Linked DNA regions of Homo sapiens: region 1 is linked to region 2. Evidence: chromatin loops called from intact Hi-C (ENCODE). Cell type or tissue: ovary. All regions are shown on one strand. Each heading gives the region's core, and the rest is flanking DNA. Links, peaks and the distances in the headings are about the cores only.

Evidence for each region. Peaks named below come from ENCODE experiments on the same cell type or tissue, not always from the same donor. Only the 100,000 strongest peaks of a DNase experiment are listed, where the experiment ranks them.
Region 1: a loop joins it to region 2, with 7 times the contacts of the local background. A loop is called at or near these places in 2 of 110 quality-filtered maps.

What each region holds. Positions count from the first base shown.
Region 1 is chr2:152,732,147-152,749,090 of GRCh38, reverse strand. ARL6IP6 (ARF like GTPase 6 interacting protein 6) reads right to left here. Exons shown (of 4, transcript NM_152522.7): 3 at 13,965-14,097. Among named protein-coding and RNA genes, the nearest start is that of ARL6IP6, 22 kb to the right of the region's middle. In ovary, for the core only: CTCF peaks have their summits at 5,818 and 8,187 (motif pointing right); no DNase peak of the experiment used is centred there.
Region 2 is chr2:152,182,229-152,199,172 of GRCh38, reverse strand. LOC105373689 (a long non-coding RNA gene) reads right to left here. Exons shown (of 3, transcript XR_923477.3): 2 at 16,248-16,368; 3 at 8,486-8,503. Among named protein-coding and RNA genes, the nearest start is that of STAM2, 15 kb to the right of the region's middle. In ovary, for the core only: a CTCF peak has its summit at 9,091 (motif pointing left); no DNase peak of the experiment used is centred there.

The DNA.
Region 1 (16,944 bases), core at 4,822-12,821, 550 kb before region 2:
AAATATAAGATTCAAATGAATTCAATGACTTTGGCAATTTAAGTGACTACATTCTTATATTTTGAAGCATAAATTAAAGCACTGAATAAGCAACTTCCAAAAATTCCAAATAAATTACCTTAAAAAGAAAAAGTTAGAGACAGAATAACAGAACTGAGCAGGTCTCTTGTCATGTTTCAGGTTGTTTATTGTTTTTATGCTAGTTTTGGTTGATCTGAACTGAATCTCTATACTACAATACTAAACACCAGACTCCACTCTGTTAGAATAATTGTTCCATGCCATATTTATTCCTGTATTTTCTTTCCCACACAGGTATTCCCACATGTCAGAGATGCTTTTATGACAGAACTCTTGTAATTTAAAATAATAACTTCATTTCCAGCTGATACTGCTTTAAGCAGAAAGCGCTCTGTGCTTGCCAGAATAAGAAGATATGTTAAAGGCCCATCTTAAGACCCAACTGGCTATTCGTTTCTGTGTCTGATTGGCTCAGAGGGAGAAGGGATGAGCAAGATGGTACTAATCTATTCCCCTTTCACACATCTGAGCTGCCTTTGTTTTCTCATTCTATCCCTAGCCCAGGAATCTCCAATTGCTAAAAGTTTTTAAGCTGTATAAGCTTTGTTTGGAGTTACTATCAGTTAGTTCTTTATCTGGAATCAAAAGATCTTAACACTAAACCTGAAACTTGGAAAACAAAACAAAACAAAAAAACAAGCAACACCGTATTTTATTAACTTAAAAAGCATTTCCTTTTTAGAAACGTAAAACTACATTAACTTTATTATATCCTTTTGTCCTAAAAATTACTTGTTAGAAATTGCTGAAGAGCAGACAAAGTTGATTTCAATGAACTTGACCATTGTTATTTAAGAAATCAGGGTTAGAATTTTAAAGAGAATGCTTCCCTAATTTCACTTCTTTGCTATGTCTCTCCTTAAGGAAAAAATAACACACATGACTTTGCCTCTTACTTTTTACTCTAAAGTTCTTTATAACTTTCTCAATTCCCTTTTCATTCACCAAGATTTACAGAATACTCGGTATCAGGTATTAAATTACATACAGGAGATAGAGAAATTAGTAGGGCTGGATGCGGTGACTCATGCCAGTAATCCCAACACTTTGGAAGGCTGAGGCAGGAGGATGGCTTGAGGTCAGGGATTCCAGACCAGCCTGAGCATATAGGGAGACATTGTTTCTACAAAAAAAATTTTGGCCAGGCATGGTGGCTCACGCCTGCAATCCTAGCACTTTGGGAGGCCAAGGCGGGTGGATCACTTGAAGCCAGGAGTTTGAGACCAGCCTGGCCAACATGGTGAAACCCCATCTCTACTAAAAATACAAAAACTTAGTTGGGTGTGGTGGCCTGTAATCCTAGCTCCTCTGGAGGCTGAGGCAGGAGAATTGCTTGAACCCAGCGGGTGGAGGTTGCAGTGAGCCAAGATCATGCCACTGCACTCCAGCCTGGGTGACAGAGTGAGACTATCTCAAACCAACAAAAAAAGGAAAAAAAAAAAGAGAGAGAAATGAGTAAGGAGTCAGTACTGCCTTCGAAGATAACAGAATCTTGTGACGTAGTAGATTGTTTTGCAGGCAGTATTACTGGAACATAAAGGAGCCATTCAGCTTGTAGAAGGGGAGAAAAAATTCCAAAGAAGAGCTAATACCTGAACTAAAATTGAGTATGAGGGATTTAGTGTTCTAAACACCTAACAGTATGCGCAGAAGCAAGAGACAATGGAGAGAATAGGAAGCTCAATTGTTTAATATGATCAGAATGAAAGACCTGGAAAGCTAGCTCTCTCCTCACTGGAGTTTAGTCATGGCTGTACTAGTCACAGAACTATTTTAACCTACCAGAAAATCTAATTCTCAATCTTTAAAATGAGGATAATAATTCCTTTCATTAGTGTTCTTATTAAAACTAAATGAGATAATATTAACAATTAGTTGTTGGCTGGGCGTGGTGGCTCACGCCTGTAATCCCAGTGCCTTGGGAGACTAGGCCAGGAGGATTGCTTGAGCTCAGGAGTTCAAGACTGTCCTGGGCAACTTAGTGAGACCCTATCTCTACAAAATAAAAATAAAAAATTTAGCCAGGCATAGCAGCACTCGCCTGTAGTCCCAGCAATTTGGGAGGCGGAGGCAGGAGGGTTGTTTGAGCCCAGGCAGTTGAGGCTGCAGTGAGCCATGATTGTGCCACTCTGCACTTCGGCCTGGGGCAACAAAGCAAGACCTCAAAAAAAAAAAAAAAAAAAAAAAAGAAAGGATAAAATCTCAGGATAAATAACAATTATCCAAGAAAAGATAACTGGCAACTTGTGGCAGGCCATGGTCAGACTTCCAGCTCAAAAAACCTTAAGAAAAGAAAACCTCTGACACTATGTCTGCTTTATCATCTGACGTATCTGTTGCTTTAGTAAACTTACACTTACTGCCTATGAGGGTACCATTATTTTTACTCCATTTTAGAGATGAGGAAGTTATAGCTTGGATATACTAACTGACTTGCTCAAATGTCCTTCTGCTAGGGTAGGTTGGATTTGGAAGCTACCTCTCCTGACTTCAAGACCCTTTTTAATTATATCAGGCTGCCTCTGGTAATTTATAGGTTGTTAAACAAACAAAAAGGGTTCCAAGTACAAAATTGGCAAGCACTGTCTCTCAAGTATTTCTTGTCAGTATTGCTCTGGGCATATGGACACTTGTCCCTCTTCAGCTACTCATATATAACACTGTAAATAGCACAAGCAAGAGCAGCTGGGCAAGGTGGCTCATGCCTGTAATCCCAGCACTTTGGGAGGCCGAGGCAGGTGGATCACTTGAACCCAGGAGTTCGAGACCAGCTAGGGCAACATGGCAAAACCCCGTCTCTATAAAAAATACAAAAATTAGCCAGATTAGCCAGATGTGGTGGCGCATGTCTGTGGTCCCAGCTACTCAGCAGTCTGAGGTGGGAGGATCGCTTCAGCCCAGAAGGCAAAGGTTGCAGTCACCCAAGATCATGCCACTGCTATCTAGCCTGGGCAACAAAGTGAGAACCTGTCTTTAAAAAAAAAAAAAAAAAAAAAAAAAAAAAAAAAGGTACAAAGCAAGCACTCATTAGCTGTATCACTTTATGGAAACAATAAAACCAATAGTTAATACAATTTCCTAGAGGATTTTGTTATATCTATGCATATCTCCATTCAGAACAGTAATGAAATATATCTTACACAATATGCATGTACTTTAACCCTTTACTTCAAGAAGCCGCGGTGCAATGCCATCAATATATTCATTAATAGTGACAGCACTGTAATTGATGGCTCTGAATAGTCCCCAGATAATGAGATTTCATGATACTCAAATATCAAGGCCAAGTTCCTGAACCATCTCTTTTGTCAGTAGCTTTTCTCTCCTACTGCAATTAGCCATCTGACATCTGTTTCATTAGTTCATGGCAATAAAGAATCTGATTCGACAAAGAGGCAGCTCTCCAAAATCTGTATCAAAGAGTAGTAGAGTCAATTCACTGTGCTCAATGTTAAATCTAGTCTGCATGGAAAAGAAATTTCTAATTTGAATACTAACTAACCCACTGTTTTTGACCTCCAAGGCTTATATATATGCCCAAGTTAAGAACCTGTAACACTCGTATATTATTTTATGCTAAAGATGTCCACATATACTTATTTCCAAGGAGGGAAAATCAGTGCTTGTATTTAGTTATGAGGATAGGCTAACTGTATTAAAGAAAACTGAGTGCTGCTGGAAATTTCAAATTTCAAGCAATTCAAACAAAAATCAACTTGTTCCCTTTTCTTGAATTGCATATTATGATTCAACTGTTTTATTTGTTCTCTATCTTCCTAACCCTCAATGTGAAGACGTCAGAGAAAAACCCTAATAACAATATTTTAAAGACCCAAACTAATGTTGAATAGAAAAGTAACATTATAATACAGGATGCCAATACTGAATCCTGAATGTTCCAGGAAATTCACATGTCAAAGTATTTTACTATCTGCTGCTCCCTACTACAGTTAACAACACACTCTCACACACAAATGTTAGCATCTAATTACATACAGAACGCTTTACATAGGAAGTAACACATGTAAAAGAGTAATAGATCATGTTACTCTCTAAAATAGTTACTAAAAACAATTTACCAAAAATTAATTCAAACTAAAATTAACTTGTTCCCTTTTCTTTCTCACTTACAATTTATTTTGCAGATTCCAGATTGCATTGTAAGGCAATACAATTTTTTTAAACAAGGATGCATATAAATAATGTTACATTAAATAAAAATTAAATTAAAAGCATGTTTTCTAAAATTGAGTGTCTGGATATTTATCAAATGTTATTTGTGGTTGGAAGAAGAAGAAATGGAAAGATGGATAATTCATAGTGATCAGACAATAAAGATTGATAGCATGAGGAAGGTAGCAGATACCCGCTGATTTGTATATTAACTGTGAAATAATGCAAATTCCCAATCTAATCTCATAGATTATATTTTAGCAGGCATTTGTGAAAAAAAGACACCACTCTTTACCTTGGCATATGCCTAGAAATCATGATATAACACTAATAACTGAAGTTTCCCTGCATTTTGGCCATGAACCCTATATCAAATAAGCCATAAATACAACCAATAATATATCTAAAGAGAAGATACCAAACTTCAAATTTCTCTAAAAATGTAAGAGTAAATTCATGCTGACTTCTATAAAATAGACATTCAACTGTGTCTTCCAATCTGCCTAGGAAATGCACAAATGTAATTATTCAAAGGACACCTGAAGAATACTGTAGCTTAAAACTGAGTCTAGTTATGATAAAAATATAATAATTTTGTTTGACTTCTGGTAATTCAAAATGACTATCTGTGAGATGACTTTGAAGGTTTTGGTCTCTTTTAAAAGCTATCTAGGAAAATTTTAAATCATGCCTTTCAAAAATATTTTTAGCATAAACATAGATGTTCGAGGTCATTAAACTGAACAGAGTTATACTCAAGGTGGAGATTTCTTTTCAAAACAATTCAATCTATGCCTCAAAAAGACTCATGTTCACTTGTAAGATTCAGGATAAGAAATCTCTTAGCATAGAAGTCAACTGAAGATTTAAGAACTGAGACATGCTCCAAAAACTACAATGCTGTGACTGCAAGACATGCTATTTCTATAGCATTTCTCAAAACAGAGAGAAAATTATTTAAAATCAGTTTCTCACTGGATGATTCAACAATCCAAGCTTTGGATTCAGATATCCAATTCACCAGAAATCTTACTTTTATATACCTTTGATCAGCATAAGCTTGCAATTTGAAATTTCCAGCAGTACTTTATTTCCATTTATATAGTTGAACTATCCTCACAACTTTAAATACAAGCATTGATTTTTTTTCCTCCTTGGAAATAAATATCTATGGATATCTTTAGCATAAAATAATAGTCCTATTAAGGAGCTTCCTTGGCATAGTAACTCCCTTCACAATGATTTCAGCTACGGAAATCATTACATGCTAGGGGCGCTTGCCACTTTACTCTGTATGCTTAGGTTATACAAATTAACTAGACTTAAAATTAATAAACCAACTTTACTTGCCAAGAATGACTTATTTTGGAATCCCCAGGTTGTTTTACATTCCTACAATGTTAATGTCCTACTGTGAAGGTTATTTGAGTATATGCTGTTAAATTTGACGTTTGATCTAAATAGTGAACATTTTTTCATGTCAGCAATACGACCCATCACTCATGTTATCATTTTTCCACTAAGCTTATTACTATAGAGTAACATTTCTATCCTAGATGTGACATTTATTATCAGAGTGGTTTTTATTTCTAGCACACTGAATAACTATTAACCTGCAGCTACATACTTTCACCACTAGATGAAGCTTGAGCATAGGTGATGTGAACCGTGGAGTGCAGTCTTAAAGTGGAATACAGGTACTAGGAGAAAACAATGGAAAAGACAGAGAAAGTCTTTTGATTTAGCAATACTGTGGGGGCAAAACTGCCACATAGCAAAAGCTCAGAGTGCCTGTTAATTGTCAATAAAATGATGCTGTTTCAATTAGTGAAATTCCTCCTATTGATGATGAATTTCATAATGCAGAGGAGGTAAGTTAGCTAGTATGGTGAATAAAAATAAACAGTCAGTTGCAAACTATGTTACTTGCAAATTACTTGACTTTGTGCAAGTGGCTTAAACTTCTGAGACTTGGTTTCTTCATCTATTAAAAAATGGAAACACCAGACTAATAGTAACACCTACGAGATGGGTGGCTTAGGAGGGCATTAGTTCCCCCATAATGTTTAATAGGACTCTCTTAAGACATCCCTAGAAATCCTAGAATATTAGCTTAAAAGGTAGACTTGTTCAGGAAAATGTACTGTAAGGCACAGCTGGTATCCATAACTAACATTTTCCCAATCAAGAGGACTTTAAAGTTCTGCTGCCAATGGCCAAGCCTAGAATGAACCCCAAAGTTCTTTTTTTTTTTTTTTTTTTTTTTAAAGAGCGTATCTTGCTCTGTCACTGAGGCTGGAATGCAGTGGCACGATATAATAGCTCACTGCAGCCTTCAACTCCTGGGATCAAACAATCCTTCTGCCTCAGCCTCCCAGTGGCTAGGAATACAGGCTCATTTCACCACACCTGGATACTTTTTAAAATTTTTTGTAGAGGCAGCATCTCACTATGTTGACTAGGATGGTCTCAAACTTCTAGGCTCAAGCCATCCTCCCACCTTGGCCTCCCAAAGTGCTGCGATTACAGGCATAAGCCACCATGCCCAGCCCACGATTATCTTTAGAGTTCTAGCTTTTCTTTGCATGCAGTATTTTTCCACGGGTAGGTAACATAGTTAGATGCATTAACTCCTGAAAACTATAATTAAAGCTGATAACCAAAATGTTAAAATACTGACTATATATACACTGTTACATTTGTCTCTTGGAAATCACTCACAAAACCCAGACAATGAACAGGGAAAAGTGATGAGAAATGAACTGGAGATGTTGAGTAGGTAGTGTAGAAGAAGCAGGATAATGAATTATAACATAGTGAAACATGGGAATGCCTATTTAGATATTCCAAAAAATCTAAACTTACTGCCTCTGCCTCTTGTTCTTTAACACTGTTAACAAACCTTTAATAACAACCAAAACAAGACTTTCCATCCAGTCTACTGGATTAAATACACAAAGAAAAGGATAGCTTACTAATTGACAAGTTTATATATGTGATATTGCACTATACCTTTTGACTTAGCGAAGTTTACAAATACATGGAACCATCTTTCCAAAAAATATGCCTGTTGAAGTCCATTAAGTACCTATCTGGAAATATATCTTGCAAAGTTCTCTATCTTGTATTTCCTAAACATCTTGTGCTTACGTAAAAGTGAAAATTGCTAAGATTTATCTAATATATAACAGTAAACATAAAAAATTTGAATAAAGGAAAATGCTTTTATTTCTAATCTCAACCTCTTCTTATGAATTATTGACCCAAACTGATGATTTCATTAAATATGTCACCTAATATTTACTAAACAGTAATAAATGTTACTTTTTTTCTTCCTCTGAGGGGTTTGTTTCTAAGGAAACACAATTGATAGTCACAGTAAATATGGTCTTCTCAAATGGTTTTCCCACTTCAACTATTCTGTTAAAAAAAAAAAAACCCAGGTACTTAAGTCTGCAGAGATAGCAAAAGACTACTATTTTAACAAACCAGTTATATATGATTTATTTTACTCTCTTACAAAAAAGTATATACATTGTGATCCCAATTTCAATTTTTAAAATATGCATAAAGAATGGAAAAATATATGTTAAAATGTCAGCAGTAATTTTCCTTGATTATTTCCATTTTTCTTTTTCTTTTTTGGAATTTTCAATAAAGAATCTGAATTACTTTTATATAATTAGGAAAAATGCTTACATTAATATTATTGCTTATTTTAGGTGATAAAATACATAACCTGTCACAAAGATATTTTTATAAAAGTATGATGTCGCATATTGATAAAATATATCAATTTGATTTTGAAGAAAATAAAAGTCTGAAGATTTCAACTTTCTCAAAATGTGGAGAAGTTGTTTCCCTGTACAAGGACTCACTCTACTGGTGACATAGAGAATATACTTAATCTGACATTTCTGAAATAACGGCATATTTTCCATAAACACTAGAGGGCAGGGTTTTGACTATAAAACAACTTCATTTGTATTTGTGTGTGTGTGTAAATATTTCACTTATATTTGGGTATATATATCATTTATATTTGTATACATGTACACATTATTTTGTACAAATACAAAATGTATATACACATTATTTTGTATAATAAACTCCTGGGCTCAAGCAATCCTTTTGCCTCAGCCTCCCAGTAGCTAGGACTACATAATATATATATGCATTATTTTGTATTTATACACATTTATAATGTGTATATATTCTATTTATATACAAATATATACACATACACAAATATATATACACATCTAAATTTTGTATGTATAGAAATGAATGTGTATATTTTATATTTTATATTTTGTATTCATTTGTGCATACACAACATATATTTTATATACATTTCAAAACCATTTTTAGATTTATTAATAAGTACATAATCTAAGGCTCTAATATGACACCATTTCATATTAAAACTGGATCACTAGGCTGGGTGCAGTGGCTCATGCCTGTAATCCCAGCACTTTGAGAGGCCAAGGTGGGCAGGCTGCTTGAACTCAGGGTTTTGGGACCAGCCTGGGCACATGGCAAAATCCTGTCTCTACAAAAAATAAAAAAATTATTTGACATGCTGACACACCTACAGTCCCAGCTTATTAGAGGGTGGAGGCAGGAGGATCACTTGAGCCTGGGAGGTGGAGGTTGCACTGAGCCAAGATCATGCCACTGCACTCCAGCCTGGATAACAGAACCAAACCAGACCTTGTCTCAAAAAACCCAAAAACAAAAAATGCTAATTACTAATTGATATGGTTTGACTGTGTCCCCACCCAAATCTCATCCTGAATTGCAGTTCTCATAATCCCCACGTCATGGGAGGGACCTGGTGGGAGGTAATTGAATCATGGGGGTGGTTACCCCCATGTGGCTGTTCCACTAATAGTGTGTGAGTCTCTTGAGACCTGATGGTTTTATAAAGGGCAGTTCCTCTGCACATGCTCTCTTGCCTGCTGCCATGTAAGATGTGCCTTTGCTCCTCCTTTGCCTTTTGCCATGATTGTTAGGCCTCCCCTGCCATGTGGAACTGTGAGTCAATTAAACCTCTTTCCTTTATAAATTACCCAGTCTCAGGTATATCTTTATTAACAGTGTGAGAACAGATTAATACAGTAAATTGGTACCGGTAGAGCGGGTTGCTGCTGTAAACATACCTGAAAATGTGGGAGTAACTTTGGAACTAGGTAACAGGGAGAGGTTGAAATAGTTTGGAGGGTGCAGAAGAAGACAGGAAAATGTGGGAAAGTTTGCAACTTCCTAGAGACTTGCTGAATGGCTTTGACCAAAATGCCGATCTTGATATGGACAATGAAGTCCAGGTTGAGGTGGTCTCCAACAGAGATGAGGAACTTATTGGGAACTGGAGCAGCAAAGGTGATTTTTGCTATGCTTTAGCAAAGAGACTGGGAGCATTCTGCCCCTGCTCTAGAGATCTGTGGAACTTCGAACTTGAGAGAGATGATTTAGGGTATCTGGTGGAATAAATTTCTAAGCAGCAAAGCACTCAAGAGTTGACTTGGGTGCTCTTAAAAGCATTCAGTTTTGGCTGGGTGCGGTGGCTCACGCCTGTAATCCCAGTACTTTGGGAGGCCAAGGTGGGCGGATCACGAGGTCAGGAGATCGAGACCATCCTGGCTAACATGGTGAAACCCCGTCTCTACTAAAAATACAAAAAAAAATTAGCCGGGCGTGGTGGTGGGCGCCTGTAGTCCCAGCTACTCAGGAGGCTGAGGCAGGAGAATGGCATGAACCCAGGAGGCGGAGCTTGCAGTGAGCCAAGATCACGCCACTGCACTCCAGCCTGGGTGACAGAGCAAGACTCCATCTCCCAAAAAAAAAAAAGCATTCAGTTTTATTCATTCACAAAAACATGGTTTGGAATTGGAACTTATGTTTAAAAGGGAAGAAAAGCATAAAAGCTCAGAAAATTTGCAGCCTGACTATGTGACAGAAAAGAAAAAACAATTTTCTGAGGCAAAATTCAAGCCAGCTGTAGCAATTTGCAGAAATAATGAGGAGCCAAATGTTAATTGCCAAGACAATGGGGAAAATGTCTCCAGGGCATGTCAGAGGTCTTCCCAGCAGCCTCTCCCATCACAAGCTGGGAGGCCTATGAGAAAAAAATGGTTTCATGGGCCTTGCTGCTTTGTGCAGTCTCAGGACTTGGTACCCTGTGTCCCAGGCGTGGCTAAAAGGGGTCAATGTACACTGTTGCTTCAGAGGGTGCAAACCCCAAGCCTTGGTGGCTTACATGTGGTGTTGGGACTGCAGGTGCACAGAAGTCAAGAACTGAGGTCTGGCAACTTCCACCTAGATTTCAGAGGATGTATGGAAACGCCTAGATGTTCAGGTAGAGGTGTGCTATAGGGGTGGAGCCCTCATGGAGAACCTCTCTGCTAGGGCAGTGCAGAAGGGAAATGTGGGGTGGGAGCCCCCACACAAAGTCCCCACGGGGGAACTACCTAGTGGAGCTGTGAGAAGAGGGCCATCAGAACAGTAGATCCACTGACAGCTTGCACTATGTGCCTGGAAAAGCTGCAGACTCTCAATGCCAGCCTGTGAAAGCAGCCAGGAGGGAGGCTGTACCCTGCAAAGCCACAGGGGCAGAGCTGCCCAACATCATGGAAACCCACCTCTTTCATCAGTGTGACCTGGATGTGAGATACGGAGTCAAAGGAGATCATTTTGGAGCTTTAAGATTTGACTGCCCTACTGAATTTCGGACTTGCATGGGCCTGTAGCCCCTTTGTTTTGGCCAATTTATCCCATTTGGAATGGGTGTATTTACAGTGCTTGTACCGCCATTGTTATCTTGGAAGTAATTAACCTGCTTTTAATTTTACAGGCTCATAGGCAGAAGGGACTTTCCTTGTCTCAGATGAGACCTGGGACTGTGGACTTATGAGTTAATGCTGAAATTTGGGGGACTGTTGGGAAGGCATGATTGGTTTTGAAAGGTGAGGACATGAGATTTGGGAGAGGTCAGGGGCAGAATGACATGGTTTGGCTGTGCCCCACCCAAATCTCATCTTGAATTGCAGTTCCCATAATTCCCATGTGTTGTGGGAGGGACCGTGTGGGAGGTAATTAAATTATGGGGGTGGTTACCCCCATGCTGCTGTTCTCATAATAGTGAGTGAGTTTCACAAGATCTGACAGTTTTATAAAGAGCAGTTCCCCTGCACAGTCTCTTGCCTGCCATCATATAAGATGTGCCTTTGTTCCTCCTTGGCCTTCTACCATAATTGTGAGGCCTCCCCAGCCATGTGGAACTGTGAGTCAATTAAAACTCTTTCCTTTATAAATTACCCAGTCTTGGGTATGTGTTTATTAGACAGCATGAGAACAGACTAATACATTAATAAATACATGGAAAATTGAGGCCCTTTATTAAATTGATTCTAATTTAATACAAAATGCAAAGATAATTTTTTTTAAAATTAGTTAAATGCCCTCAGAATAGCAGATCTTTAACAGAATACTAAAACCTTCTCTAACCCCAGAGGCTTCTTACACTTATAAGGTTAATGAATCGTGACAGTGGTAAAAGACAACATGAAAGGGAAAATGATAATCCAGGGAGAGAGAACAGCAAGAGTAAAATCATGACTTCTCAAAATTGCATAGTTTATGAGGGGGATGTCAAGCTAATCTGGTATGTGACTACAATATAGGGTGCAGTAGGGAAATAGCTGAGGTTGGAAAAGTAGGGTAGGGTCATTTGGGGAAGGACTGTTCTGCTATACTTAAGAGTTGGACTTTATTCTGAAGGCAACAGGAAAGCTACTGAAGGCTTTTAACCAATAGAGGGCTGTGACTGTATCTCTTTTTGTTAATGGAAAGACAGCAGTTCAGTTGCACCTTGGTATCCACTGGGAGATTGGTTCCAGGATTCCCACAAACACCAAAATCCATGAATGTTCAAGTCCCTTATATAAAATGGCATGGTATTAGCCTATAACGTATGCACATCCTCCCCTATACTTTAAATCATCTCTAGATTACTTATAATGCCTAATATAAAGTAAATGCTGTGTAAATAGTTGTCTATACTGTTTTTTATTTGTATTACTTTTTATTGTTGTATTGTAATTTTTTTCCCAAATATTTTTTATCCATGGTTGGCTGAATTCAAGGATGTGGAGCCCATGGATACAGAGGGCTGACTGTATATAGAGTGAATTAGAAGAGTGAGAACTTAGAGGACAGAAGGCCAAGAAGTCAAGTACACTAGCCTTAAATAGTACAAAAACAGTGAAAATGCAAACAGGAAGCATTCTAATGACATTTAAAAAGTCAGGAAGGACTGGACTTGGTGAATAGACAAATACAATGAATAAGAATTTCAAGCTCTGGTGAGTGAAATGGGTGGATATTGATGGCTTCAAAGCAAAGACAGAGTTTTAATCACTCTAAGTGCAAAATGCTTTCTGAAATCTGGGTAGCAAGGTCTATTAAACAGCAAGAAATGTGTGGCTAGAATTCAGGGAAGTGAGATATAAATAAAAGGAAAAAATACGATTACTTTTTTGGTGATTTTTTTGAAACGAGTCTCATTACCCTAGACTTATACCTGTTATTAAAGTAAACTTCTAATTGAGTGGTACCCATGTAAACTACGGGATGGCATTGTAATGTTAGGCTTAACTCTTAGTCAATTTAGATTATTGTTTATCCACCTCAAAAACACATAACTAAAATTTATTGGAAAGCATATGACTTACATTTCATATACACATAGGGATTAAAACACTAAAAATGTATACATATACATAATACACATATATACAAATTCACATTTCATTTGAAGTCGAGCCAAAATTTTAAAAGATATGAGACAAAAAAAATTGGGAGTTTACTAATAATGAAGGCCAGTAGTACCAATGATTATTAATAACTATACTAGCACAATTTTGATTTTATAAAGTCTCTCAAGTAAATGTTTTTATCTCTACAACCTGTCCATGAGGTAGGCTAGACCTGGTAGTAACAATAGTAAGTATTAGAATAACATACATAAATTTAATATAATTTAGTTTCTTGTCTTCATGTCCTCCCCAAATTTCCAGAATAAACTAGAGATCTTAGATGTTCTTATTTCGGAATTTATATTTAAAATTGGAACTTTCCTGGCATGAATAAACTAGGTTAGAACACTACTGAATTTTCTAAAATTCTCTGAAACATGGAAAATATAGACCAAAGAAATTTAATACTGTTCCACTACGAAAAGCATCCAATCTGGTCTAGACATATAAATTGGGTACCATAAATGTTTGCTAATTATTACACAAAGTTAAAATCCTAAGGAAAAGTCCAATCCAATTATTATGTTCTTGTAAGTCTGACCATGTGTGAACCTAGTAAAACTTTCAAATTGTTGGTATTAATTTTGCCTTTATAAACTGTTTTAAATCAAATTCTATTCCAAAAGGACAAATAGCCATCAAAGGTTCTTACTTGTGAAATAAGCCCCTGAATTTCAGTTTTTAGAAAAAAAAGCATTATCTAGATATAGAATTTTAAATATTATTCTCATGTATCTAAAGGCTGAGCCTACAAGCTGAAAAGTCCTGTTATTAGTGCTTTATAAAGACTGAAACCTCAACATACCTCACGATCAGCCTCTTGCTTCTGAGTATTTTAGTATTTTCAAGAGTTGAAATGCATTTAAAAAAGAAACAGGAAACAGGAATACTTACTTGAACCTGGCAGGTGAAAGAGGAGTAGGAGGAAACATTCCTGGTTCAAAAGAATCAAAGTAAGTCACTGTCCAAGAAAAGCTGCAACAGGAGAATCCAGCAGTTAGGGATATTATAAGTAGAGTCCAGAATCCTTAACAGGAAAAGAGAGGGGAAAAAGTACATTATTAACACCAAAACAATTTAAATTAAACCAGTACTCTCATGTTCAGATCATGTATATTTCTCATCTTCTAAATTATATGGATCTGATATTTTAAGAGATTTGAACTTATTGCAAGCTAACTTATGTAGAAATAAGTGTACATTACTAAAGCACAACTAGAAGTCATATCATTGAATATTTTAATTAAATGATAATACGTGGGAAAAAAGGGTAAATTCAACAAGAACATAACATCTTCAGTTTTATAAAATTCAACTACAGAAAACATGGTCAAAACATTTCACAAGACTCTTAAGATGTCTTGAGGCCAGACAAGGTGGCTCATGCCTGCAATCACAGTGTTTTGGGAGACTGAGGTGGGAGGATGGTTTGGGGCCAGGAGTTTGAGGTTGCAGTGTGCCTAGATTGCACCACTGCACTCCAGCCTGGGAGACAGAGTGAAACCCCGCTTCGAAAAAGAAAAAAAGTTCATCAGATTTTTCATTTAATTTCATAAATCATACCTTGCTATCTTTATTATTTAGTACTAAGTGATTCCTTTCATTCCACGCCATGCACTTTTGAAACTTGCCTCAATTTGGGGGTATCCCCTCTTTACAGTTTTCTTATGAACATTATAAACCTATTCTGATTCTTTAACCTTGCTCAGTATATGAACAAAAGTTGACTCCTGATTTACAAATGTGTGGGACCTTAGATTTTATTCGCACTGAGTTTGGAACTGTATTTTCTCACAGAAGTCAAGTCAAAAGAACAATATTATAATGGACTTAAGGAAAAACGGTTGAGAAGAATAGGAGGCATAAAGGGAAAAGAAAGGAGTAAGCTAATTTAAAGGTTTTTGGATACTATTCATAACCCATTAATAATAATAAAAGGATAATGACTTCTTCTTGTGGTTATAGGAAGACAGGAAATACTGATATTTAAGTGGTCAACTCCCTTTAGTAAGAAGTACAGCTTTATTTTGATGTCAAGTTTTCAAAAATTTTATAAATTAACTCACTTATTCACCCACTCAATCTATATTGAGGGGCTACTATGTGTTGGTTATTGTGCTAGGTAATGGGGATATAGGGATGAGCAAAATAAAAAAGATTGCTGTCTTCATGAAGTAATTCTAGTGGGATAGGAAGATAATAAAACATGTAAGTAAATTAACAAGATAACTATATATTGTGATAACTATTTTGAATAAATAAGATGTTACCACTTTAAGGAGGTAACATCAGAATTCAGATGGAAAATGTAAGCATATTTTTCTTGGAAGAATAATAGTTAATTCTAAAATTGACATGAAATAATAAGCAAAAATAGAGACTAGTCCAACCAAATATTGAAATAGTATAGGAACTGAATACCTAAAACGGTGTGTACTGATATACAAATAGACGACAGGGCCGGGCGTGGTGGCTCATGCCAGTAATCCCAGCACTTTGGGAGGCTGAAGCAAGAGGATTACTTGAGGCCAAGAGTTTGAGACCAATCTGGCCAACACGGTGAAACCACCTCTACTAAAAATACAAAAATTAGCTGGGCATGGTGGTGCATGACTGTAATCCCAGCTACTTGGGAGACTGAGGCAGGAGAATCACTTGAATCCAGAGGCATAGGTTACAGTGAGCAAAGACAGCACCACTGCACTCCAGCCTGGGTGACAGAGTGAGACTCTTTCTCAAAAACAAACAAACAAACAAACAACAGAACGAAGCAGAACACAAGATTCGGAAGAAGGCCCAAATAGATTAATAAAAAATGTTACTAATTCAATGGGGTGACCACTTACAAAAAGGAAAAGAAGTTAGATCCATACCAGATACCCTATACCAGACTAAATTCTAAAACGTACCAAATAATCTAAATATAAAGTTGTAGAAGCAATCATTGGAAAAACTGGAAAAGTCATTTATAGCCTTGGAGAGATAAAGACCTTTCTAACCATGATACAAAAATTCAAGACTCATATAAGACACAGAATTTCAACTATATACAGTCAGCCCTTCCTATCCACAAGTTCCGTATCTGGAATTCAACCAACCTTGGATGAAAAATATTTGGAAAAAAAAAAAGTAACAATACAACAATAAAAATAATGCCAATCAAAACCAATACAGTATAACAACTATTTACATAACATTTACATTATATTAGGTATTAGAGAGAGTAAATGGGAGGATGTGCATAGGTCATATACAAATACTATCCAATTTCATATAAAGGACTTGAGGATCCAGATTTTGGTATCCAGAGGGGGTCCTGGAACCAATTCCTCATGGATACTGAGGGACAACTGTATATAGGTAAACACACATATTACTATATATGCATAGCAAAATAAAATGTCAAATTGAATGACAAAAAATTTTTAAATAAAACATACCTTTGCAACTTACAGCATAAGGGAAAATTTCCTGCTAATACAGATAATTCCTAGAAGCCAATAAAAAAAAAGACCAGCAATCCAAAATCCAAATATAAAGTTAAATGCAATTGCAGAATAAAAACTACAAATGTTAAAACATGAACAGATGCTCAATTCAATACCATTAATAATCAGAGAAATTAGGTATCATTTTTTCATCAACTGACAAAAATCAAAAAGTTGGATAACATTCTCTGATGCTGAGGCTGTGAATAAACAGAAACTCTTCATGCATGGCTGTTTTGGAGAGTAAATTGTTTTAATTTCTATGGAGAGCAGTTTGGCAGTATCTGTTAAAATGATGCACATATATGTTCTTTACTCCAGTAACTTTATATGTCTTTAGGACAATATATCTCTGTATATTATAATATACAATTTTATATATATAT
Region 2 (16,944 bases), core at 4,932-12,931:
TGCATTGTGTGAGGATACTTGTGCATGATTTTGATCTTACAGACTCCCTGACGGGTCTCAGGCATCCCAGGGTTCCTCAGACTGCATTTCAAGAACCACTGCTCTATACGAACTCTCTGTACTTCTCGTTCTAAAATGTACCTGGGATTTTGTTTTTATTCAGGTATGGTGAGGTCAACAGGTCAGGCAGGAGACAATTGTCACTGAAAAAGATAATTTGTTATTCACAGCTCTCAAGAGAAGGGGGCACTCCATTCCATGCAGAGCCACATGGGGAAGCCACCAGGGTCAGTTAGGCAGCAGAAGATGCAAGGAGGAGGCATGGGCAAAAGCCTTTATTGTGGTTTTCATGTGAAGGAATGCGCAAGGCAGGATAAGGAGCTAGGCAGGCTTAGGATTGGATAGCTTGAATAATTTGGGCGGGCTCTGGACTATAGGGGTGGTCTCTAGTTGTCCAGTACCTGGCCCTAGGGTGGCTGAGGTCAGGAGGACACTGCAGGAGTCTGATGGAAGGAGGAGCTGGGGGTGTGGTTGGTTTGTATATCAAAGGCATTCTCAAAGCCAAGTTGTTTGCTATCTCTAGGAATTTGCTATCCCTGAGAGGGGCAGTCCCTCCCTGAATCCACAAAACCCCAATATGTCAAAGCCTCACAAAATATAGAAAATGAAAGACATGATTAATACACCTCTCAGGTTGGTTTAATTACTTTCCCATAATATACCAGATATATTTTTTTTTCACTTTTTTTAAAATTATACTTTAAGTTCTGGGATACATGCGCAGAACGTGCAGGTTTGATACATAAGTATACACATCCCATGATGGTTTGCTGCACCCATCAACCTGTCATCTACATTAGGTATTTCTCCTAATGCTATCCCTTCCCTAGACCCCCACCTCACAACATGCCCCGGTGTGTGATATTCCCCTCCCTGTGTCCATGTGTTCTCATTGTTCAACTCCCACTTATGAGTGAGAACATGCAGTGTTTGGTTTTCTGTTCCTGTGTTAGTTTGCTGAAAATGATGGTCTCCAGCTTCATCCATGTCCCTGCAAAGGACATGAACTCATCCTTTTTCATGGCTGCATAGTATTTCATGGTGTATGTGTGCCACATTTTCTTTATCCAGTCTATGATTGATGGGCATTTGGATTGGTTCCAAGTCTTTGCTATTGTGAAGAGTGCTGCAATAAACATATGTGTGCATGTGTCTTTATAGAATGATTTATAATCCTTTGGGTATATACCCAGTAATGGAATTGCTGGGTCAAATGGTATTTGTGGTTCTAGATCCTTGAGGAATTGCCACACTGTGTTCCACAATGGTTGAACTAATTTACACTCCCACCAACAGTGTAAAAGCATTCCTATTTCTCCACATCCTCTCCAGCATCTGTTGTTTCCTGACTTTTTAATGATGGACATTCTAACTGGCATGAGATGGTGTCTCATTGTGGTTTTGTTTGCATTTCTCTAATGACCAGTGATGATGAGCTTTTTTATGATTCATATGTTTGTTGGCCACATAAATGTCTTCTTTTGAGAAGTGTCTGTTCATATCCTTTGCCCACTTTTTGATGGGGTTGTTTGTTTTTTTCTTGTAAATTTGTTTAAGTTCTTTGTAGATTCTGGATATTAGCCCTTTGTCAGATGAATAGATTGCAAAAATTTTCTCCCATTCAGTAGGTTGCCTGTTCACTCTGATGACAGTTTCTTTTGCTGTGCAAAAGCTCCTTAGTTTAATTAGATTCCATTTGTCAATTTTGGTTTTTGTTGCTATTGCTTTTGGTGTTTCAATCATGAAATCTTTGCCCATGTCTATGTCCTGAATGGTATTGTCTAGGTTTTCTTCTAGGGTTTTTATGTTTTTAAGTCTCACGTTTAAGTCCTTAATCCATCTTGAGTTAAGTTTTGTATAAAGTGTAAGTCAGGGGCCCAGTTTCAGTTTTCTGAATATGGTTAGCCTGTTTTCCCAACACCATTTATTAAATAGGGAATCCTTTCCCTATTGCTTGTTTTTGTAAGGTTTGTCTAAGATCAGATGGTTGTAGATGTGTGGCATTATTTCTGAGGCCTCTGTTCTGTTCCATTGGTTTATATATCTGTTTTGGTACCAGTACCATGCTGTTTTGGTTTCTGTAGCCTTGTAGTATAGTTTGAAGTCAGGTAGTGTTATGCCTCCAGCTTTGGTCTTTTTGCTTAGGATTGTCTTGGCTATATGGGTTCTTTTTTGGTTCCATATGAAATTTAAAGTAGTTTTTTCTAATTCTGTGAAGAAAGTCAGTGGTAGCTTGATGAGGATAGCATTGAATCTATAAATTACTTTGGGCAGTATGGCCATTTTCATGATATTGATTCTTCTTATCCATGAGCATGGAATGTTTTTCCATTTGTTTGTGTCCTCTCTTATTTCCTTGAGCAGTGGTTTGTAGTTCTCCTTGAAAAGATCCTTCATATCCCTTGTAAGTTATATTCCTAGGTATCTTATTCCCTTTTTAGCAATTGTGAATTGGAGTTCACTCATGATTTGGCTCTGTTTGTCGATTATTGGTGTATAGGAATGCTTGTGATTTTTGCACATTGATTTTGTATCCTGAGACTTTGCTGAAGTTGCTTATCAGCTTAAGGAGTTTTTGGGCTGAGACAATGGGGTTTTCTAAATATACAATCATGTCATCTGCAAACAGAGACAATTTGACTTCCTCTCTTCCTATTTGAATACCCTTTATTTCTTTCTCTCACCCGAATGCCCTGGCCAGAACTTCCAATACTACGTTGAATAGGAGTGGTGAGAGAGGGCATCCTTGTCTTGTGCCGGTTTTCAAAGGGAATGCTTCTAGCTTTTGCTCATTCAGTATGATATTGGCTGTGGGTTTGTCATAAATAGCTGTTATTATTTTGAGATACATTCCATCAATACCTAGTTTATTGAGAGTTTTTAGCATGAAGTGCTGTTGAATTTTGTTGAAGGCCTTTCCTGCATCTATTGAGATAATCATGTGGTTTTTGTCATTGGTTCTGTTTATGTGATGGATTATGCTTATTGATTTGTGCGTGTTGAACCAACCTTGCATCCCAGAGATGAAGTTGACTTGATCGTGGTGGATAAGCTTTTTGATGTGCTGCTGGATTTGGTTTACCAGTATTTTATTGAGGATTTTCGCATCGATGTTCATCAGGGATATTGACCTGAAATTTTCTTTTTTTGTTGTGTCTCTGCCAGTTTTTGGTATCAGGATGATGCTGGCCTCATAAAATGAGTTAGGGAGGAGTCACTCTTTTTCTATTGTTTGGAACAGTTTCAGAAGGAATAGTACCAGCTCCTCTTCGTACCTCTGGTAGAATTCGGGTGTGAATCCGTCTGGTCCCGGGCTTTTTTTGGCTGGTAGGCTATTAATTACTGCCTCAATTTCAGAACTTGTTATTGATCTATTCATGGATTCAACTTCTTCCTGGTTTAGTATTTGGAGGGTGTAGGTGTCCAGGAATTTATCCATTTCTTCTAGATTTTCTAGTTTATTTGGATAGAGGTGTTTATAATATTCTCTGATGGTTGTTTGTATTTCTTTGGGATCAGTGGTGATATCCCCTTTATCATTTTTTATTGTGTCTATTTGATTCTTCTCTCTTTTCTTCTTTATTAGTCTGGCTAGTGGTCTATCTATTTTGTTAATCTTTTCAAAAACCCAGCTCCTGTATACATTGATTTTTTGAAGGTTTTTTTTTTTTTGTCTCTATCTCCTTCAGTTCTGCTCTGATCTTAGTTATTTCTTGTCTTCTGCTAGCTTTTGAATTTGTTCGCTCTTGCTTCTCTAGTTCTTTTAATTGTGATGTTAGGGTGTCAATTTTAGATCTTTTCCACTTTCTCTTGTGGGCATTTAGTGCCATAAATTTCCCTCTAAACACTGCTTTAGCTGTGTACTCGAGATTCTGGTATGTTGCGTCTTTGTTCTCATTGGCTTCAAAGAACTTATTTCTGCCTTAATTTCTTCAGTTACCCAGTAGACATTCAGGAGCAGGTTGTTCAGTTTCCATGTAGTTGTGAGGTTTTGAGTGAGTTTCTTAATCCTGAGTTCTAATTTGATTGCGCTGTGGTCTGAGAGACTGTTATGATTTCAGTTCTTCTGCATTTGCTGAGGAGTGTTTTCCTTCCAATTATGTGGTCAATTTTAGAATAAGTGCGGTGTGGTGCTGAGAATGTATATTCTGTTGATTTGGGGTGGAGAGTTCTGTAGATGTCTATTAGGTCCGCTTGGTCCAGAACTGAGTTCAATTTCTGAATATCTTTGTTAATTTTCTGTCTTGTTGGTCTGTCTAATATTGACAGTGGGTGTTAAAGTCTCCCACTATTATTGTGTGGGAGTCTAAGTCTCTTTGTAGGTCTCTAATAACTCACTTTATGAATCTGGGTGCTCCTGTATTGGGTGCATATATATTTAGGATAGTTAGCTCTTCTTGTTGCGTTGATCCCTTTACCATTATGTAATGCCCTTCTTTGTCTTTTTTGATCTTTGTTGGTTTAAGGTCTGTTTTATCAGAGACTAGGATTGCAACCTCTGCTTTTTTTAACTTTCCATTTGCTTGGTAAATATTCCTCCATCCTTTATTTTGAGCCTATGTGTGTCTTTGCACATGAGATGGGTCTCCTGAATACAGCATACCAGTTGGTCTTGACTCTATCTAGTTTGCCAGTCCATGTCTTTTAATTGGGGCATTAAGCCCATTTACATTTAAGGTTAATATTGTTATGTGTGAATTTGATCCTGTCATTATAATGCTAGCTGGTTATTTTGCCCATTAGTTGATGCAGTTTCTTCATAGTGTCGATGGTCTTTACAATTTGGTATGTTTTTGTAGTGGCTGGTACCAGTTTTTCCTTTCCATATTTAGTGCTTCCTTCAGAGCTCTTGTAAGGCTGGCCTGGTGGTGACAAAATATCTCAGCATTTGCTTGTCTGTAAATGATTTTATTTCTCCTTCGCTTATGAAGCTTAGTCTGGCTGGATATGAAATTCTGGGTTGAAAATTCTTTTCTTTAAGAATGTTGAGGCTGAGCGTGGTGGCTCACACCTGTAATCCCAGTACTTTGGGAGGCTGAGGCAGGTGGATCACGAAGTCAGGAGCTCGAGACCAGTCTGGCCAATATGGTGAAACCCCGTCTCTACTAAAAATAGAAAAATTAGCCAGGCAGGGTGTTGCGTGCCTGTAGTCCCAGCTACTCGGGAGGCTGAGGCAGAAGAATCGCTTGAACCCAGGAGGTGGAGGTTCAGTGAGCTGAGATCACGCCACTGTACTACAGCCTGGGTGACAGGGTGAGCCTCCGCCTCAAAAAAAAAAAAGAAGGTTGAATATTGGCCCCCACTATCTTCTGGCTTGCAGGGTTTCTGCTAAGAGATCCACTGTTAGTTTGACAGGCTTCCCTTTGTGGGTAACCTGACCTTTCTCTCTGGCTGCCCTTAACATTTTTTCCTCCATTTCAACCTTGGTGAATCTGACGATTGTGTGTCTTGGGGTTGCTCTTCTCGAGGAGTATCTTTGTGGTGTTCTCTGTATTTCCTGAATTTGAATGTTGGTCTGTCTTGCTAAGTTGGGGAAGTTCTCCTGGATAATATCCTGAAGAGTGTTTTCCAACTTGGTTCCATTCTCCCCATCACTGAGGTTAGGTCTTTTCACATAGTCCCATATTTCTTGGAGGCTTTGTTCATTCCTTTTCATTCTTTTTTTTCTAATCTTGTCTTCATGCTTTATTTCATTTAGTTGATCTTATACCAGATATATTTCGAACCCCTTCCTTTTATTAACTCTGTTAATCCCCGTATTTGTTTTACCTCTTTGAACTCTTCTCATTCATCAAAGACTGAACTCAAAGCTCCTCTCTACTTTGAAGCCTTCCCTGACTAATAATTTGGTATTTAACTAATCATACAAGGTTTTGCAACACCACTTGAATTATTGTTCGGTGTTATTTCTCTTTCCATTGGTGTAAACCCTGTCTCTCCAACTATAGTGTCCATTTCTTAAGATCAGCAACCTCATTTTATACTGTTTGATGCTATTCTTATCTTCCAGAGTGTCTGTCTTTACTCTCTGCAGGTGTATAAACCTGCAGCATCCCTCCGGAAAAAGCCTCTAGTTTCTTGCCCTGTCTTGTCTCATACTAGTTTGCCAGCCTGCTCTTTGTCTCCTTGCTCTTGACTTGTTGACCAGTCTTCTTTCTGTAGTCTTTCCCTCTGGACTAGACAGATGCCTACTTTTGCTTCTTTGGTGCTGCCCTTGCCTCTACTTCTCAGCAAGAGTCTGCACTTGTTCCTCAGATCACATTTCTACTGGCTCCTGCACATCTCCTGAGATCTTTCCTCAACTTTCCTTTGAGTTGTGGGAAGGGTAAAACAGACACAAGGCTCTGATTATTGTAGACCTTGTATACATGTCTGTAAAATTATAGCTTCAAAGTCCTTTGAGTCATATTGTTTCCAGTGATTCGAAATCATTTATACTTGATTGTGTTGCTTAAAAAATCAGGCCGGGCACACACCTGTAATCCCAGGACTTTGGGAGGCCAAGGCAGGAGGATCACTTGAGCCTAGGAGTTCCAAAACCAGCCTGAGCAACACAGTGAGAACGTATCTCCACACACACACAAAAAAAAGTTTAAAATTAATTGACCAGCCATGGTGGCACATGCCAGTAGTCCCAGACACACAGGAAGCTGAGGTGGGAGGACTGCTTGAGCCCAGGAGGTTGAGGCTGCAGTGACCCATGATCGCGTCACTGCGCTCCAGTCCTGGTGACAGAGCAAGAGCCTGTCTCAAAAAAAAAAAAAAAGTTAAATGCTCTGAAGAGCCTCTTCTGTGTTCCACTCTCTTTGCATGTCTTAAGAACATTAAGATAATTTGTGAAAAATATCTAAACACTTTGTTTTCATTGTCTTGCATGTCATGCAAATCTTTGCATAAAAAAACCTGAAAAGCCATCTCAATGTTGTTTGATTTGGCTAAATGAGTGGTACTGGACAGATTATTATGAAACAGATATTAACACCTCATGTCGTCATAACTAAAAAGTGTCAACTACAGATTATGGTGGAGTACTTTAAAACTATCCTTTTCTTAGCTCTGGCCCAATATCACAGCCTGATTTGTATTATAGTTAGATTAGATGTAGTCAAAAGGCTTTTGAAAAAAGGTATTTGGGAACTAGCTAAAGCAGAGATATATTTTTCATTTGTCTTGTTTGTTTGTTTTGTTCCGTTTTGTTTTCAAGACACAGTCTTGCTCTGACATCGTTGCTTGAGTGCAGTGGCATGATCTTGGCTCACTACAACCTCCTGGGTTCAAGTGATTCTTATGCTTCAGCCACCCCAGTAGCTGGGACTACAGGCACATACCATCCCACCTGGCTAATTTTTATATTTTTAGTAGAGACGGGTTTTCACCATGTTGGCTAGGCTGGTCTCGAACTCCTGGCCTCAAATGATCCTCCCATCTTGGCTTCCCAAAGTGCTGGGATTACAGGCATTAGCCATTGTGCAGGGCCCATTTTTCTTTTTTTTTAAGCCTCCAGATCCCTTTATGAACACAAAAATCACAAACATTTTATTTTCTAACTGAAGCCAGAACAGGGAATACATGTGTTGAGTATTTGTGTGGTAAAGTCATTCATTTGTTACACTTAGGGTTTCATTTTGCCATTTCTCTAACCAGGGATGGGCCTGGATTCTACTAAGGTGCTAATGAATTTACAAAGCAATGGTTGTTCTCATTTTGAGTAAGTGGAATAAGGAAGATGGAATATGGAATCTTATGACTGAAGGTTAGTCCTAATGGAGTAATTTTGTTGTGTATTAAGATTCGCAAACAGGATATTTAGGTGAATACAGCAATGTACTTAATTCCATGTGACATCTGCTTTCAGCATCTCAGGTTTGGCTCTACCACAGACCATGGAGATGCTTTGTTGAAAAACACTGTCCTCTATTTTTTCCTAGCAACTCATTACGTATATATCATCTATACATTGATCTTAATATTCTTTGAAATTAGCTGGATGCAGTGGCTCACACCTGTAATCCCAACACTTTGGGAGGTCAAGACAGGAGGATTGCTGGAGCCCAGGAGTTTCAGACCAGCCTGGACAACATAGTGAGATGTTGTCTCTACCAAAAAATTAAAAAATTGTCTATTTAGTATATATTTAGTATATAAGCCATTTTAAAAGAAGCTTTAGGCCGGGCACGGTGGCTCGCGCCTGTAATCCCAGCACTTTGGGAGGCTGACGTGGGCAGATCATGAGGTCAGGAGTTCGAGACCAGACTGGCTGATATGGTGAAACCCTGTCTCTACTAAAAATACAAAAATTAGCCAGACGTGATGACATGTGCCTGTAATTCCAGCTACTCCAAAGGCTGAGGCAGGAGAATCGCTTGAACTTGGGAGGTGGAGGTTGCAGTGAGCTGAGATAGCGCCACTGCACTCCAGCCTGGGTGACAGAGCAAGACTCCATCTCAAAAAAAAAAAAAAGAGGTAAATGTTAGGATAACTAAAATTTACTACTCTATAGCATATATTGCCTTAAAGTGATGTTTTAAATGTCAACTTATGTTGTGCAATTTGGATTATATCTGTCTTTAGTGCACCACCCAGATAACTGCTTTTCTCTGCACATGTGCAGAAATGAAGTTCTTGTCATAGTAGACATAATAAACATTTGCTGAATGACCAGCACGCGTGAAATTAAGTAGAAATAAATACCTACCTTTACATTAAACTATAAAGGAGATAATTTATTATATTATGATAAGAAAGATTAAGTGAATATTAATTTTTAAGATAGCACATCCTGGTTTATTGACATTCACTGGCAAAATGAATTATTCAACATATGAATTTTTACTAAACACTGAATGTAGAATATATAACAATTTGGCACATAATTGGCATATTATAATGGCATATTACTGACATGACCTTATAAGGCAATGCTTTTATTTTTGGCCAAATTAGGATCCTGAAATTTGTTTCAATGTTTGCCTCTGTTTTGTACTTCTAGGCCGTTCAGTCGATTCTGGGAGTGAAGCACTGTTGCCACCTACTGTGAAGAGTGCGGTAATGATGATGACAAAGGAAAATGAACAGAGAGTAATAATAGAGTTTTAAATAAATTATGAAGTAAAAATTAAGCGGATCCATCCATACAAGTTACAGTACTCTTGAACTGAATTGCCAGTAAAAATAGTTACTGAATAGAATGAACCAGGTCTGCTAGGAGTCCTGTGAAGCCAGGCCTTTGGAGCTGTGGGAATTTTTTTTTTTTAATAGATGGGGTCTTACTATGTAGCCCAGGCTAGGCTCAAACTCTTGGGCTCAGTGATCCTCCCCTGTAGCTGAGACTACAAGAATGCACCACCATGCCTGGCTAAGGATCTATGGGCTTTTAAGATAGCCTTCCTTGAAGTTTTTGGTTTAGGGATTTTTTTATTTTTATTTTTTTTTGAGACAGGGTCTCGCTGTATGGCCCATGCTGGAGTGCAGCTGCGTGATCACAGTTCACTGCAGACTTGACCTCCTGCAGGTGATCTTCCCACCTCAGCCTCCAGAATAGCTAGGACCACAGGTATAGGTCACCATGCCTAGCTGAAGGTTTTTGGGTTTTTTTAAATACACACGTGTACACACAATTTCCTGAATTTGTACATTTTTTTCCCTTCAACTCTTTTCACCTAACCAATCAATTTTATTATCATTTCTGCTTATGTTTTACTTTCCCATATTACCTTTTTCATAAGCTGATTTCCAAAATGACTTTTTTCTAGATGGTCTATACATAGCTTCTCTCTCTCTTTTTTTCTTTCTAAAGATTCAAACTCCAATTTGTAACAATTTAGTTTGAGATAATAGTTCTCAATTACAATCAGAAGTATTCCCAACATCAAATTTGTTGGACTAACTACCTCAACTGGGCACTAAAATATAATTTCCAGTGGGTACAAAGCAAAATACCATTACTCTACACTTGGCCTCCACATGGAATTCCCCTTATTCCTATGTATTCTCTTCCATTAACTACTTTTATAAATCATTTTCTCCTTGCCTGAATATGAGTCACTGAGGGCAGTGATTACGTTATTTTCATGCCTCCCCTCTAATCAACCCTTGCCCCTACTGCTAGTATTTTGGACATGGTAGGTGCCCAATATTTACTAAATAAAGTGTGAAAAGCGTAATGCCTCTGAAAAAAATGATTTTATTCATCATGCAGGAGTGAGAGAGATAAAGTAACACAATGTAGGAAATAAAAAAGTAATAAATGTTATTAGATAACTGATCAGGTGCTCTTTGTTCCTTTCAGCCAACTTCTAGACAATGGTAGCAGGAATTGGAAGGCAAGAGGAATGGATAAGAGAAGTAAAGGACAGGTAATCACTCAAACATTGGGTTATTCAGTGTGTTTTAGTCATGTTAGGCTGCTATAACAAAGTACCACAGACTGGGTGTCTTATAAATAACAGCAATTTATTTCTCACAGTTCTGGAGGCTGGAAGTTGTAGATTGCTGTGTCAGCCTGGTCAGATTCTAGAGAGGACACTCTTTTGGTTGCAAACTGCTGACTTCTCATTGTGTCCTAACATGAAGTAAAGAGAGCAAGAGAGGTTTCTGGCCTCTTCTTATAAGGGCACTAATTCTATTCATGAGGATTCCACTCTCATGACCTAATTACCTCCCCCAAATCCCACTTTCAAATACTATCTTACTGGGAATTGGATTTCAACATGTGAGTGTTGGGGAGACACAAATCAGTGTTTAAGTATTCTAAGTAATGGGCTAATTGGTCTTGAAAGGGAGGACACAGAATTAAAAGCCACAGAGATCCTGATACTGTGCTCTTGGGAAGTTCCAACAATCACACAAGATAGGTTAGAAGAATATTAAGTGCTAACCAGTGCAATGTTGACCCATGTTCAATAAAAGTTTCAGAAACGTGAAAAACATGTAGATTGGGATCAACTGAGGAATATTTCTGGAGAAGATGGGCTGTTGAATGGATTCTTAAATTTCCAGATGTGAAAAATGAAAAGAGATAAAAGATGAAGATAGGTGAAAGAAGTAAGCATGCATTTTTGGAAAGTGAAATATCATAAAGCAAATAACAGAGATGGAAGACACTCCTATTTCTCCTTGAACTGATTTTCAAGTATGGTGTAGAGCACTCTATTACACTAGCTACTAGGCAGCCACATGTGGGTATTTGCATTTAAAATGAAATAAAATTAAAAATTAAGTTCCTCAGTTGCAATAGTTACATTTCAAGTGATCAACAGTCACATATGCCTGTTGGTATTTGTATTGAGCAATGCAAATATAAAACATATCCGGCCGGGCACGGTGGCTCATGCCTGTAATCCCAGCACTTTGGGAGGCCAAGGTGGGTGGATCCCAAGGCCAAGAGATCGAGACCATCCTGGCCAACCTGGTGAAAGCCCATCTCTACTAAAAATATAAAAAGTTAGCTGGGCATGGTGGTGCGTGCCTGTAGTGCCAGCTACTCGGGAGGCTGAGGCAGGAGAAGTGCTTGAATCCGGGAGGAAGAGGTTGCAGTGAGCTGAGATCGCACCACTGCCCTTCAGCCTGGCAACAGAGCAAGACTCCTTCTCAAAAAAAAAAAAAAAAAAACAAAAAAAAAACAAAGAACAAAAAACACATCCATCATCGCAAAAAAGTTCTATTGTACTATAGTGAGTGCTATTGAGTATTTACTATACAAAAAGCTCTCATAATCCCATTTAATTTTCACGGCAACCTTATAAAGTATATAGTAGTCAGGTGTGGTGGCTCATGCCTGTAATCCCAGCACTTTGGGAGGTTAAGGCGGGCAGATTGCTTGAGCCCAGGAATGCAAGACCAGCTGGACAACATAGTGAGACCCCATCTCTACAAAAAATACAAAAATTAGCCAGGCATGGTGGCATGTGCCTGTAGTCCCAGCTACTTGGAGGTCTGAGGTGGGGGGATCACTTAAGCCCCGGAGGTCAAAGCTGCAGTGAGCTGAGATCACACCACTGGGTGTGACAGAATGGGTGACAGAATAAGACTGTCTCAAAAGATAAATAAATAAATAAAGTATTTTTAAATTTAATATATTTTATTTATATTAAATGTTTTATATTTTGAGACTCTGTCTCCAAACACAAAATAAATAAATAAATAAATAATAACGTATATAGTTAAAGGGCCAGGCGCGGTGGCTCACGCCTGTAATCCCAGTACTTTAGAAGGCTGAGGCAGGTGGATCACCTGAGGTCAGGAGTTCAAGACCAGCCTGGCCAACATGGTGAAACCCTGTCTCTACTAAAAATACAAAAAGTTAGCTGGGCGTGGTGGCGGGCGCCTGTAATCCCAGCTACTCAGGAGGCTAAGGCAGGAGAATTGCTTGAACCCGGGAGGCAGAGGTTGCAGTGAGCTGAGATCACGCCATTGCACTCCAGCCTAGGTGACAAGAGCGAAACTCTGTCAAAAAAAAAAAAAAAAGAAAGAAAAGAAAGAAAACTGAAGTCCCTAAAACTTAAGTATTTGTTCAAACACAGCTGTGATTTGAAATTTTATGTGACTCCAAAAACGGAAGCTTTAAGCTATAGAAAATAAGCCTGTTAGATAGGGAAAAATGAGTCATTTACCAGAGACAGTGACACCCCAGCTTGACCTTTTTATGGCATGTAAAATCCAGTAGACTCTCAAGGAAGAGAACAAAATTACAAAAGTGGTATTTCAGGATATTAAGTAGACTGTTGTGTGCAGGGGTAGGCTAGCCCACATGATTTCTTTCGATGACTAGAAAAAAAGCCTCCCTGTCTAGGAAGGATGCAGCCTTATGGGTATTTAACTTAGTTAACAGAGCACGAAGTAGACTCCAGCCTCTTCTCACTCCCAAGTTTGGGCACTCTCTTTTAAAACGAAGAAATTGGAAGGCATGGAGGAAATGGAAGCCTGTGCTATAATGGAGGCAATGCCAAAAGAAAGAGAAAAAACAGCAAAAACAAAATTTGAAAAAAGAAATCCAAAAAATTAAAAATTTAATTAAAAAATTTTTAAAATGGCAAAATCAGAGCAAAGTCAGAGTTTATTCCAAGGTTTCCAGTATGCTGGTCTAACACACTGCGGCACTTATAATAGAAAAGTGATAGAAAGGGCTGGGTGTGGTAGTGCATGCCTGCAGTCCTAGCACTTTGGGAGGCCAAGGGGGGCAGATCACTTGAGCCTACGAGCTCAAGACCAGCCTGTCCAACATGGTGAAACCCTGTCTTTACTAAAAATACAAAAATTAGCTGGGCGTGATGGCATACGCCTGTAGTCCCAGCTACTTGGGAGGCTGAGGCAGGAGGATCACTTGAGCCAGGGAGGCAGAGGTTGCAGTGAGCCAAGATCGTGCCACTGCACTCCAGCCTGGGCAACGAGCAAGACTCCATCTCAAAAAAAACGAAAAGCAAAAAAAACCACACACACAAAAATTAGCAGGGCATGGTGGTGCATGCCTGTAGTGCCAGCTACTCAGGAGGCTGAGGTAGGAGCATCTCTTGAACTCGGGAGGTTGAGATTGCGGCGAGCTGAGATTGTGCCACACTGCACTCCAGCCTGGGTGACAGACTGAGATCCTGTCTTAAAAAAAAAAAAAAAAAGAGAGAGATAGAAGAAAGGGAGCTGATTTCTGGGTTCTAATCGGGCATGGAAGCTTAGAAGTCACCACTCCTATCCACACAAGGAAAACAACTGAACAAAGTAAAAATCAATAACTCTTTTTAGATCCATCAGAGAATGTAAGATACAATAAATCTTTCTGAGTTTCTCTTCAAGGGTTTAGCCTGTTAACTTCCTTATCCTTTGTTCTCAAACTCAGCTTTCTTGTTCTTCCTTGCCCCTAGTTACCGTAAACAGCCTACCCACTTCCCGTCAGCTCTAATCAATAACTCACATCTGTTCCCGTGTTACCTGTACCAATTGTTCCCCCAAAACTGCACATCCCACACGCTCCACCTCTGTACCTCACATCCCCCTCCCCTTCTATATTTAGGAAAATATGTACAAGTAGCCAATCGGGTCAGCTCAGATTGTGCAGTCTGACCTCAGCCCATGGAGGAGTGACACAGAGATAGGGACTGCATTAAGGATAAAAACCCCCTGGTCTCCTTTGTTCTCTGTGCTCCTGTGATCTTGATTGACCCAAGTGGCACCCTTCTGCAGAAGTAAATTGCCTTGCTGAGAGAATTAAACTTTTGCCTGAGTGCTGGTTTTACTTCACGGCACCAAGCGTTTATTTCTGGAGCATTTTATACCCAGTAGAGAGCTAAGGTCACAGGGCAAACTACTGCCCTCAAAATTGGAGAGATAGATAGATACAGAGGATCACAATTTATTGGAGGAAACCCACGAGCAGAAACGTCCTTGGGGACCAGTGGCTGGGGTAGGAAAACCTGAACTGCCACTGACAGATTGCTGGAGGCTCAGTGTAGACAAGTCTGAGAGTTAAAAACTCCATGGGGGCCTAGTTATTGGAGGGTCCCCACGGTTTTGTGAGTTTTACCTCCAGGAATTCAATCTGGTTCACAGTAAGAGAAATCACTGTGTGTTTCTGGAAGGGGGAGAGGAAAAGAAATTATTCTGAATAATCCCACAGAATTATGTTCTTAAAGAACATCCTCAAGAGAAACTATCTGACCCGAGCCTAAGCAATTAGGGTTTTACCAGAGCCTAACCTAGCTGGTGGAAGGGAAATTCTCAACTCTAGCTTCCCCTAAGCCTTCTTGTCTCACCAAAACTGGAGACTGGGGATGGGGAGGTAGGTAGGGGGAGAGGGACAGAAAGCACCTGTGTTTTTGTTGTGGTGGTGGTGGTTGTTTTGTTTTAGATAGGGTCTCACTGTGTCGCTCAGGCTGGAGTGTAGGTGGTGCGATCACGGCTCACTACAGCCCTCATCTCCCTAGCTCAAGCGATCATCACACCTCAGCTTCCCAAGTAGCTAGGACTGCAGGTGTGCACCACCATACCCAGCTTTTTTTTTTTTTTAATTTATTGTAGAGACAGGGTCTTGCTATGTTGCCCAGGCTGGTCTTGAACTCTTGAGCTCGAGTGATCCTCCCACCTCAGTCTCCCAAAGTGCTGAAATTACAGGCATGAGCCACCACACATGGCCAGAAAGCACTTGTGAAGTTCATAGCAGAGGCACAGGCTCACTAAAGAATTGAGACCTACTCTCAGACCTTATTTAAGTCTCAAGAACCCAAAGACAACAGAGGAGACAAAAACAAGGAAATCAGCCTTTGACACTTAATGCTATAGCAAGCAGTAAACACAGCCTAATCCCTAGCCAAATAAACATAAAACCTCATACTAAAGGCCTGTTTGCTTCAGTTCCTTTTACCCAGTAAATGTTGTCCTGTTTTCACAAAAAGACAACACTTAACAAAAGACAAAAAATGCAGTTTGAAAAGACAGAGCAAACATCAGAATCAGAATCAGGTATAGCAAGAATGTTATTAGAATATGTATAATAGAATTATCATACAAGGAATTTAAATTAACTATGATTGATATGTTAAGGGCTGTAATGGAAAAAAATCAACATTATGCAAGAACAGCTGGGTAGTGTAAGCAGAATGATAGAAACTCTAAGAAAGAATCAAAAGGAAATGCTAGAGATAAAAAACACTAACAGAAAGGAAGAATGTCTTTGATGGGCTCCATCAATAAACTTCAGAGACAAAGAATCTGAGCCTGAAAAAATGTCACAAGAAACTTCTAAAACTGAAAAAAAAAAAAAAAAAAACTTCTAAAACCGAAATGCACAGAGAAAAAAAGAAAAAATCAGATATCCAAAAATGGGAGGAGAATTACAAAAGATGTAACATATACATAACAGAAATACCAGAGGGAGAAGAAAAGAAGAAAATTTGAAGCAACAATGACTGAGAATTTCCCCAAATTAACGAAGGATACAAAACCACAGATCCAGGAAGCTCAGAGTACACTAAACAGTATAAATAACAAAAAATCTGCACCTAACCATAATCATGTTCAATCTGTAGAAAATTGAAGACAGAAAATCTTGAAAGAAGCAAAAAGGAGAAAAAAAAACCACAATTTGCCTACAGAGGAGTAAGGATAAGAATTACATTAGACTTCTCTTCAGAAATTGTGCAAGCAAGAGAAGAGAAAAGTGAAATATTTAAGGTATTGAAAGAAAAAAAAAAACCACTCACCTAGAATTCTGTATCCAGTGAAATTATCCTTCAACAGTGAGGGCGAAAGACTTTCTCAGGCAAACAAAATTTGAGGGAATTTGTCACCAGTAGACTTGCGTTGCAAGGAATTTTAAAAGTCCTTGAGAGAGAAAGAATATGATGCAGGTCAGAAACTTGGATCAACATTTTAAAAACGAAGAGCATTAGAGAAGGAATCAATAAAGGTAAACAGCCTGGGCAACATAGTGAGACCCTGTCTCTACAAAAAAAAAAAATGAGCTAGGGTCAGTGGTGCGTACCTGTAGTCCCAACTACTTTGGAGGCTGAGGCAGGAAGACTGCTTGAGTTCAGGAGTTTGAGGCTGCAATGAGGTATAATTGTGCCACTGCACTCCAGCCCAGGTGACACAGAGAGAGAGATGTTGTCTCCAGAAAAAAAAAAAAAAGATAAATAAAGGTAAATAAAATATTTTATTTTTCTTTTTCTTCTTCTTCTTCTTTTTTTTTTTTTGCTTCTTTTTGAGACAGGGTCTCCCTCTGTCATCCAGGCTGGGGTGCAGTGACATGATCATGGCTCACTACAGCCTTGACTGCCCTAGCTCAAGCAATCCTTCTGCCTCATCCTCCAAAGTAGCTGATGCTACAGGTGCATGCCACCAAGCCTCTAGATTTTTTTTTTTTTTTTTGTAAACTGGTTTTCAAATTCTTTGCACACC